2 separate regions of the Homo sapiens genome follow, and region 1 is linked to region 2. Evidence: chromatin contacts called from ENCODE Hi-C data. All regions are on one chromosome and are shown on one strand. Each heading gives the region's core, a stretch centred on a gene start or an enhancer-like site at or near the end of the contact. The rest is flanking DNA. Distances are from core to core; before and after follow the strand shown.

What was found. Hi-C counts contacts between places; a loop is a spot of excess contacts on that map. Pooled maps may share reads with other maps.
Region 1: a loop to region 2 is called in a pooled map, with 5 times the contacts of the local background. The contact joins the promoter of FAR2-AS1 here to the promoter of CCDC91 in region 2. A Hi-C loop is called at or near these places in 7 of 50 pooled maps.

The regions. Positions count from the first base shown.
Region 1 is chr12:29,314,337-29,319,826 of GRCh38, reverse strand. It overlaps FAR2-AS1 (FAR2 antisense RNA 1), which reads left to right and starts at 1,979. Exons shown (of 7, transcript NR_103860.1): 1 at 1,979-2,119. It overlaps FAR2 (fatty acyl-CoA reductase 2), which reads right to left. Exons shown (of 12, transcript NM_001271783.2): 9 at 2,815-2,986.
Region 2 is chr12:28,187,856-28,193,039 of GRCh38, reverse strand. It overlaps CCDC91 (coiled-coil domain containing 91), which reads right to left and starts at 2,584. Exons shown (of 13, transcript NM_018318.5): 1 at 2,399-2,584. LOC729291 (a long non-coding RNA gene) reads left to right here and starts at 2,302. Exons shown (of 1, transcript NR_148936.1): 1 at 2,302-5,184. RefSeq lists silencers at 1,130-1,424, 2,108-2,537, 2,568-2,617.

The DNA of each region.
Region 1 (5,490 bases), core at 730-3,229, 1.1 Mb before region 2:
TAATAGGGATTATTATATTCTAAGCACTCATATTAAACTATATAAAATAGGTTACGATTACTGTGCCCATTTTACAGAATAGGAAGTTAGGATTTAGAGAGATGAAGTAATTTAGGGCTCTAATGGCTAAATTGGTGAAGCCAGGATTTAAATCCTATAAGCCTGACTCCAAACTCCATGTTCCTAAGCCCTGCATTATATGTATCTTCACTCATATTACAAAAAGCTTTATAGTCAAAGCTAAAAAGAAACAGACCTGGAGAAAATATATGAAATATGTATTCACACACACATGTTCCCATACATTAATAAGGACAACCCAATAGGAAAATAGGGAGCAGAAGCAGGCAGCACACAGAGGGGAAAACTTAAATGTCCAATAAATGAATGAAAGTCCAGCCCCTCCAGCAATCATGAATGCAAATCAAAAAAACAAAAAGATGTCATTCCTTATGAGTTTGACAATTCAGAAGTTGATTTTTACAAAGTATTCTTACCCCCATTAAGAGGGTAAGACATACTGTTTTGTACCCCTTGGCCGGGCGCGGTGGCTCATGCCTGTAATCCCAGCACTTTGGGAGGCCGAGGCGGGTGACTTGCTTGAGGTCAGGAGTTCGAGACCAGCCTGGTCAAGATCGTGAAACCCCATCTCTGCTAAAAATACAAAAATTAGCCAGGCACAGTGGCGGGCGCCTGTAATCCCAGCTACTCGAGAGGCTGAGGCAGGAGAATCGCTTGAACCCAGGAGGCAGAGGTTGCAGTGCGCTGAGATCTCGCCACTGCACTCTAGCCTAGGTGACAAAGCAAGACTCCATCTCAAAAAAAAAAGAAAAAAGAAAAAGAAAAAAAAAAGACTTTTGTACCCTTCATACACTGTTGTGGTAGTGCCAATTGACAGTCTCTTCCTTAGGGAGGGTCACCTGGCACTAGTCACAAACTCCACATACTCTTCAATCCAGCAGTCTCCCTCCTCAGCATCCTCTCCTGACACAGGCACATTCTACAAAGAGGCATGCACACTGATATTCATTGCCCTATTTGCAGTAGAAAAAAAAGACAACACCGGGCAGAATGACTTAGATTTTCATGGAAAATTAGTGGAAAAAGTTGTAAAATATGTACAATTGATTTATATACACACATACCCCCCTACTGCAAAGCAAACTATGTACGTCCATATATGGATGTAAAAGCATAGGAGAGTATACACAAGCACACCTGGAGCAGGAAAGGGTCTAGAAGGATTTCAGCTTTTTCTGCCATAAAGATTATTGCTAAAATACATACCACACAACAAACCAACCCATTTCCCACAAATATTACTGTTTGACTTCTCACAAGATACATATAGATTTTTATTGTGTCTCTTCCTTCTGTGTTTCTCTTTTTTCCTAACTGAACTTTGTTCTTTATGCAGGCCCTCTTCCAATCCTGATATATTTTAAAACCTTTAGCATTTCTGCCTACAATATTTGGGTTTTCTTCTTTTCCTGTCTTTATTTAATAAGCCCCATACAAATATTTTCCCCATAATCACAATGTTTCCTTTTCACCTTGCTCAAGAACTGAGTTATGAGCTCCAAATGAGGTCTTTAAAAATTTAGATAAACTCTACATTGGCTAAGTTTTAGTCATTTGCACTGCTAATAAAGATGACAAACACGCTGAAGAAGACTTCCTCCCTTATAAAGGGGCTAGCACAGAAGGCAATACTGTTCATACTTCTGATTCTTGATCACGAGAATTGCCTTAGGCAATTATAACAATGACTCCTCTGACACATAATATTATTCAAGCGAGACAGATAAAGGCGTATGTCCTGTGTCACACAGCTAGGTGGTGACAGCTGCCTTAGCATCAGCACACTGTGTTCCCTCTAATTTCTTCACTCATCTCTAGGTGGCAGTAAATCTGGTTCCGAATACTGACTTTGAGACTCGGCTTTCTCCACATCCTTCCTGTCACTTCCTTTGAGACTAATTCAGATTCTTTCCTTAGCTTCTATTTCCCCATTTGTAAAATTGGGATGATGAGGACATCTTCCTTGGGTAGCTGTGACAATGAAAATGGGATCATCATGCATCAGCCTTAGCCCCACGAGTGCCACAGTAAACTCTCAGTAAGTGAGGTTGTCATCATTATTGTATATTTAAGATTATCTACCTATTCAGAAAACCCTAGTGACAGAGTCTCAATTGCTTTTCTTTTCGCATGAATGATTACTTGCTGAATTCATCAACCTCTTTAACATTTACCTTCCTTTATTGTGCTGGAACATTTTTAATGTCTTTTGTGGCTTCTCACTATGACTGCTTTGTTCAAAACTTATACAGGTCGAGTATCCTTTATGTGAAATACTTGGGCCAGAAGTGTTTTGGGTTTTGATTGTTTTCAGATTTTGGAATATTTGCATATATGTAATGAGCTATCTTGGGGATGGGACCCATGTCTAAACACAAAATTCATTTCTGTTTCATACACACTTAGCCATATACACAGAGCCTGAAGGTAATCTTACATAATATTTTAAATAATTTTATGTATGAAACAGTTTTGAATGTCTTTTGACTGTGACCCATCACATGAGGTAAGGTATGTGGAATTTTCCACTTGTGGCATCATGTCAGCACTCAAAACGTTTTGGATTTTGGAGAATTTCAGATTTTGGATTTTCAGATTAGGTGTGTTCAATCTGTATATATGGGTAAGATTCAGTTGTCTCCTTTAATCCTCGGCTGAAGGAAGCACTAAAGATTTTGGGGCCTTAATCTCCCATGCAGTGACACTCTCAAAGCCATTGACTCAGCTTCTCACCTGGGCTTCCTTCCAGTGAGCCGCAGATAGCAGTCATAGATAATGGCAGGGGCCCGGTGGCTGACCGCATTCCAGTACTGTGATGTGAAGCTGTTGCTGGTAAAATTAGCATTTGGCCTCCTGAAAGGTCTCTCAAATGGGATTTTTTCAAAGGTTGCCAAGACTTGGACTCCTGGGGAAAAAAGAAAGTAAGTGCTAGAGGAGAAAAGGAGAATATAAGTCCATCATAGTGGAAAGCATTTGTAATGGGTCAAAACAATAAAGACGAAGGATTTGCTGTGTAGAGTCAAGAATCAATTTCTGAGAACAATATAAAGATTTTTGTGCTGGGCAAATGGTTATCTGCAAACTGAAACAGTGTGAATGGGTTAATAATTGGATTCTTTAGTTGAAGCATTTACTGTAAAACAAACTATTGGGGAAACACTTGTCAATACAAGGAGGTACTGTTCAGAAAAACATGAATCTGCCTTTAATTCTAAGGTCATCCAGTCTATTCTGAAAGCCCCAAGACAGAGGCGAGAGACCTTATTTCCCTGGCTGGACCATTACTTTCAGAACCATTTAGAAAGTTTCTTAACATTTTATTTGAATCTTTATTAAAGGTTTAAGTAAAAGATTGTAAAGATTCTCAAGGCAAGATTTCTTTGTGTTAGTCTACTTCAAATACTTCTCTGGGAATATGTTAGACTCAATTGTCCACTCTGGTATCCAGAGTTTTATTCATAATAGTATTTTTCTTTTTATATTATTACTTAGATTAAGCTTAAGAACTTTTTATGTACATTTGTGAATTCAGTAGTTGTTTCCAAAAGATATTCATTTGAATTCAATTTTATTTAATGTATGTAGGTTTTTTTTCAAAGCATATGCCTAAGCTCATTATTCAATTATGATGATATCACTTATTATGGTAATATGATTATTGCCCTCCTTAAAAAAATACCAGCTAAAATCTGTCTGAAAATATAAATCCTATACAAAGAAGAGTCTCAAGAATCACCTGGTTCATAGGCATTTATTGAAACATTTGTGGCATTATTAAAACATTTGGTTCTGATAGCGTAAGAGATTCTGATCTCAACACTGACATTCTGATGTATATATCCATATACCTGTTCAACATTTCCATCTGGATGTGTAATAGACATTCACATTTAACAGCTCTAAAATTGGCCTCCTGATACTCCCACTACCAACCACCCCCTTCCCAATGCATACACAAACTTGCTTCTTCACTAATCTTCTACCTCTAACCAAATGGTAATTCAGTTTTTTTAGTAGTTCAGCCAAAAACTTTGGGGTCATCCTTGATTCTTCTCTTTAACAACCCACACACAATTCAACAAAATCTATCAGCCTTCTGTTTGAAAAATACCCAGAATCATAATTTCCACCTTCTGTGTCTCTGATCCAAACCACTACTGTAGCCTGGAGTGTTGCAGTACTGTCCTAAATGGTCTCTGCCACTACCCTTGTACTCCTACAGTCTGACCTCCATGTGGCAGCCGGAGTGATTCTTGTAAAATGTAACTCAGAATATATTACAGATACTTCTCCATTCAGAGCCCTTCAGTGGAATCTCATCTCATTTGGAGGCAAAGCCATGGTCTGGAAGGCTTTGCACACTCTGCATCCTCACTCTCTCTGCCCACCACTCTGACTTTATCTCCTACCATCCTCCCCCTCAGTGCTTCTGCTGCAGCCATACTGGCCTCCTTGCTGTCCTTGAATATGATTAAAGAGCTGTAGCACTTATTGTTTCTTCAACTTGGAATATCTCCTCCACATGTCCCTCTGATTTGCCCCCTCACTTCTTTCAGGTCTCTGCTAAGATGACACCTTATCAGGGAGACTTTCCTTGGCCATCACATATAAAATAGCAGCCTTCCCACATCACTATTTACTTCTTTAGTCTGTTTTATTTTTTTGCAGTCTCTCAACCATATCTGATGTATATTTCTCCTTTTTAAGATTTAAGTACCATAACAAAATTTTGTCTGTTTTGTTTCAACCTATATAGTACCTTGAAAGTGGCTGGCAGGTAATCAGTGCCCAATAAATATTTTTTGAGTAAATGAATGAATAAATAGCTCAGCAACATACAATTACTTTCCATTTCCTAAATCCATACCAATCCTTCTTTTAGTCATTACAAATACATTTATTTAGCATTTAACACTTGCTAGGCATTGTGGTAGGTGCTGAGGTAAAAAAATAATAATAATATATATGATATATTCCCTGTCTTTAAGGAATTGGCAATTTGGTGGGAGGTGTGGACAGTTTATGATTGCAATATTTTGCCTGAGTATTCTGCTAGAGATCAGTGCAGAGTATTCTGCTCTGGAGGAAGACAAAAGAAGCCTCTAGCTCTGTCTGGGTGCCAGGAAGGGGAGGGGTGAGGCTGGGTTAGGAAAGGCTTTCTGAGAAAGCTGTCCAAATGGTAATAGCAAGCGTTTACTGAAATGTTCACCGTTCTAATCACTGTGCTAAGCACTTTATCTCATTAAATCCTCCCAAGAGCTCCCTGGAATAGAATAATTATTATTCTCATTGACAGATAAAAAAAAAAAAAAAGATCTACAGGGAGAAACTGAGTGACTTTTTCAAGTTGATACAACTAGTAAGTAGTGGAGTCTACTAAATGGTAGGACCCATACCAGCATATAACAT
Region 2 (5,184 bases), core at 1,335-3,834:
AAGCATTAAGTGAAAGAAACCTGAAACATAAGGCTACATACTGTATGATTCCATTTACATAACATACCAGAAAAGACAAAGCTATAGACAGGGACAGAGAACAGATCAGTGGTTGCTAGGACCTATGAGTGAGGGGAGGAAACTTTAGAATGATGGGAATATTATTTGTCTGGATTGTGGCAGTGGTTCCATTATATGCATTTGTCAGACTTTATACAGCAATATAATAAAAATTACTTTTTTACTTATAAATCATACCTCAATAAAACTTGATTTTTTTTAAAAAAAGCAACATATGCCCTTTTTAAAAATATGCATCAGTTTAAATGAGCTAAACCAAACTTACTGGGTATGGGAATAGGGCAGGGAGGAACAGTAAGGAGACCAAAAATCCTTAAAATACTGGAAATCTAAAATATTAATTTATCGTTAGTAAATAAGAAACAGATATACATAAACACCAAGAGTTAATCCAAAGAGAGATGCCTTTTTCAATTAAGTTCTCATTGTTTGGACAGAAAATAAGAAAATTTGATAAACTTTCAAGGAAGATTAAAAATCACAAGGAACAGGTTGACAAAGGAGTGCTGTAATTATGACCTACAGTTTGGGAACAACTTATCTAAAACATTCCCCTTCCATTTTACTTAATGGAACCAGTCTTATCCACCCATCCACTCTACTCCACTCCCACTCCGTCTTCTACTATCTTCATTCATAACAATCATATGTAATGCATACATCTGACACATATAGATAAGAGTACAACATAAAATGCCTATTACACCAAATTCCTGTTTGTCCATTTAAGCTCCAGACAAGCTCATTTTTAAACGTCTTTTTTCTCTATTTTAATGCCACCCAAAACCAAAGTGATGTCCCTCTGGAATGATTTTCTGCAGTTTCTTTTGTGTGTTATTAAGTACTAAGATGATCAAAATAAACAAAAATGTCTCAGAAGTTTTGAGTGGATCACTCCAATAAGAAGCTACATTTTTCCATTTAATAAAAGTTAAGAGGTAAGTTGTAACTTTCATCACTTTGTTTTCTTTATGTTTATTCCATTGGGCTTATACTGTTGCTAGGAAACCAGTTCATAAGATTTCCCAGCCCACAGAACACCCTCCTAGGCAGCCTGGAGGATACCAAACTTCGTAACCAGGGCAATTCTCTACCACACAGTTTACTGGTTAGCCAACACCATGCAGGTGCACTCTGCCTGGCATGACCCTTACTACATTTACCTAATAGGTACAGACAGTATAACCAATCCCCTCAACGCAATAGAAATTGTAGCAGAGGGCAATCAGGTGATCATTAAGTGTAGAACTCTCCGACAGCAGGGAACACAACAGCGAATTTGTTGTCAGTCCCTGTCACCCCACCCAACTAAATATTGTGGGGGGGGGAAGGGTTGCCTTAAATTGTGAAGTAAAATGTCAGCCCACTCCAATAACTCCACCACGCAACATGCAAACTGCTTCCAAAAACCATCATCCAACTCCCACCCGGATTAATATTTGGAGAGAAAGGTGGCATCAGTATCCGCACAGCTGAGAGGGGAGGGAAGGAAAGAGTCAGAATTCATAAGGGGCCGCTGAGTCACCTAAAATTGTGGCCAAGACTTTACCCTCCAGGAAATCGAGCTCTGCCCCAACTCTCATCAAGGAAGCAAGTGAGAGTAGCAGCAGCAACATCATCCTACCAAAAAAACACCAGCGCAGCTTTTAATAGAGTTCCACTCCTTAAAGTGAAGCCAAAAATAGGTTTCATGTCCAAAGCTTTCCTCCGCAGTAGGCGACACGCGCAGATGGAGAAAATATCTTTATTGTTGGGAAAGGGAGGCGTGCTAACGGGGACGAAGGATACCTCACCACTTGGCAAAGTTACTGGCTCCTGCCTTGACCCTGAAATGCCACTTTTATTGCAACATGTGGCCCAAGAAACTCTAAGGAAATGTGGCTGGCAGACGCTGTAGAGCTTTTACCCCAATGTACTTGGCAAAGTAAAAGGGGATACATAAACCAGGCGCGTTCTGTGTAATCTAAGCAAGAATCAAGGTCTCCGTTCGGTAGGCGCTTCGGTGACACAATAATCACGTGTTCGTGGGCGTAGACTTTCGAAAACACTCGATTCTGGGACGTGCAGATACCGGTACCCACCGGCGAGCGCAGGAACGAGTGGGCACTCCCACCCCCGGGAGCTGGCTCCGTTCCCGCAGGAGGTTGGTCACGCCCCCTGACTCCTGGTCGCTGCGACAGCCAAGGGCGAGGCCGCAGCAGGCGGGCTGCAGGCGGCGGAAGCTCGTCCGCGCTCCTCCCCCGGTGGGGCGCTCTCCGCTCGCCTCGCGCGGCCCCGACCCCAAGACCCAGGCCCCGGAAGGCGAGCGTTCACTTACCTGCTCCCCTCTCTCGCTCTCCGCTGCCGCCGCTGCGCCGCTCACCCACGCTGCCCGGTGAGCCACCCCCAGCACACAGACCCCTACGCGTACACCCGAGGCACGGCCCCAGGCCCTTGAGGGGAGACCGCGGCCCAGCCACACAGGTTGGGGTAGCCCACGCACCACCCGGCTTCGAACACCTCTGCCCCCGGAAGTTGATTTCCGCCAAGGCCCGCCCAACACAGCGCCCGTCACTCAACGTAAACACGCGCGTCACGTGGCCCCAGGCCGAGGCCCGGGTCGGGGCCCCATGTTCAGAGCCCTGCCACCCCAGCTTGAGCGTGGTCTTTGGAGCGTTGCCCTGTGAAAAGGGGTGACTTTGCCATGCTCCTTCCCAGTCTACCTCCTGTTAGTTACAGTTTCTCATTCCTCTTGAGTAGCAGGCCCTGTTTCTCCACCTAATCCCTGCAAGTAAACCGTCCCCCAAATCAAAATGAGTTCCATCTGGAACTTTGTAGGATTGGTCCTAAGAAGATCCCGCCGAATCTCTTCACCACTTCCTAGCAGAGCACAGTAAAACCGGGGACTAAGCAAAGTGGCTGACATGTAGTAAGTGCTCAAGAAATGGATGTTGACTAGATGCTACCTCTCATCTTTGCCTGTCTGAACTCTCAAGCACCGGATGCAAGTAGACTGAGAGCCTCCGCCAACCAGTAAGATGACTTTGGTCAAAGAATTCTGCTCTAGAGTTACTTTTGTTCTTGTCTTCAACTCCAGATCACAGCAATTCATACGTGCCATCTCTGTTGCAGAGTTTTCTTGCAAAGCCTTTCTTAAAAGCTTTCTGTCAAATAGCTTGTCCTGAAGCAATAGGAAAAGAATAGCGTAATTCACAGATTATTTATTTGAAAGGAAGGAATGATTATATAGATGTCTTTGTCCATTTCAGACTGTCAATAGCGATGAGAGAAACAGTCAACTAGCAGTCCACTCGTGAATGTTTCTTCTGTTTTTGCCATGGAAGGATTTTGAAGAACATTCATTCAACAAATTTTTATTGATTGTATACCACATACCTAGTCCTGGGCCAAGTTTTGACAATTCAAGAGTGAGCAAGGTAACACTCAAGATATTTGTCTTCAAGAAGCTTACAGTCTAGTGAGAAAGAAAGACACTAACCTGGGGACTTTGAGCATAAATCTCTGGAATATTCACATTCCTTGTATAACAAGTATTCTTTCATCCTTGGACACTGGGTTTCTCATCTGTTGAACAAAATTGGCTTAAACCTGTAATCTCTGTTCTGTACTGGAAGTGGAAAATATTAGCAAGGCATCCTGACAAGTCTGCCATAAGTGCTGGCCTAAGTAGTTAATGAGCAGTTTCAGTATTGAGCAAGTCACCTTGACTACATTCTTTTTCCAGCCCACCCCCTTCTTTATGCATACAAAAAACATTTCTATTGTAAGAAATGTAATGCTTTCTTACACATATTTTTTTATCTGTCTACTAGACTACCAAGTCAAGGACCACTTCTCACTTGTATATCCAGCAATCTACTCACTTCTCATTTGTCTTTGTGTATCCAGCAGTCTAGCAAAGTGTCTAGTAGTTAGAAAAAAGGTATTCATAAATATTTCTTAAACTTAGTAAGGTTACCTTTATATTATTTTGTCTCTCATATCTCTTTCTGCTGGAAACCAGATTAGTTTCTGGGAGTTCCTTCCCATTGATGTACTTACATGTTCACTCTGTCCCGATATTCAATACTAAACTGTATTCCATACTAAACAGATTTATAATAAGTAACTAATATTTATTATTAATATTTGCTATGTGCCTGGCATTAGATTAAATATTTTAAATCCCATATATAACTTACCACAATAATTTTACAAAGTAGGTATATTAATATATTTACACTTTAGATGAGGTTACAGATTTAGGAAGTGTAAATTGACCAAGTGGATTTAAAGCCAGATCTGCCCAACAGAAGGGCTTGTTTATTCACTATAGCACATCACTTTGCTTTTTATATCACTTATTTATCAGTGAATTCAAATCCTACCAACTCCATGAAATCTTTCTTCCTTCCCCACAGTAATCTTTTTCTTTATAAACAATTCAGTGATTTTAGTATATTCACAGAGTTATGCATGCTTTACCACATTCGATTTTAGAGTATTTTCACAGCCCCAAAAAGAAACCCCATACCCTTTGGCCCCAACTTCTCCCTCCTCTCCCCAGCCCTAGGCAACCAGTAATCCACTTTCCGTCTGTATGCATTTGTCTATCTTGAACATTTCATATAAATGGAATCATGCAATGTGTGGTCTTTTGTGACTGGCTTCTTTCACTTAACATGTTTTCAAAGTCCCTTCATCGGTTGGGTTGTTTCAGCTTTTTGAATATTATGAATAATGCTCCTGTTGACATTCATGTACAAGTTTTCGTGTCAACATATGTTCTCATTTCTCTTGGATATATACCTAAGAGTGGAATTGCGGGGTCATATGGTAACTCTATGTTTAACCCCTTGTGGAACTACCACACTGTTTTCCAAAGTGGCTGTACCATTTTACTTTCTCACCAGCAATGTATGAGGGCTCTAATTTCTCTATTGTGCCTTTTCTTGTCTCTCTAGAACATGTGCCTCTCTTACTTTTCAGAATACTTTTTCCATGAGCCATCTTCAATTATTATTCTTTGTTGTACATGTATCTGCAAGCCCATTTTCCTAATAGTTTGTGACCTTCTGAGATGAAAAACATGGTGCCTGCCCTTAAGAGAATCACATCTAGAAA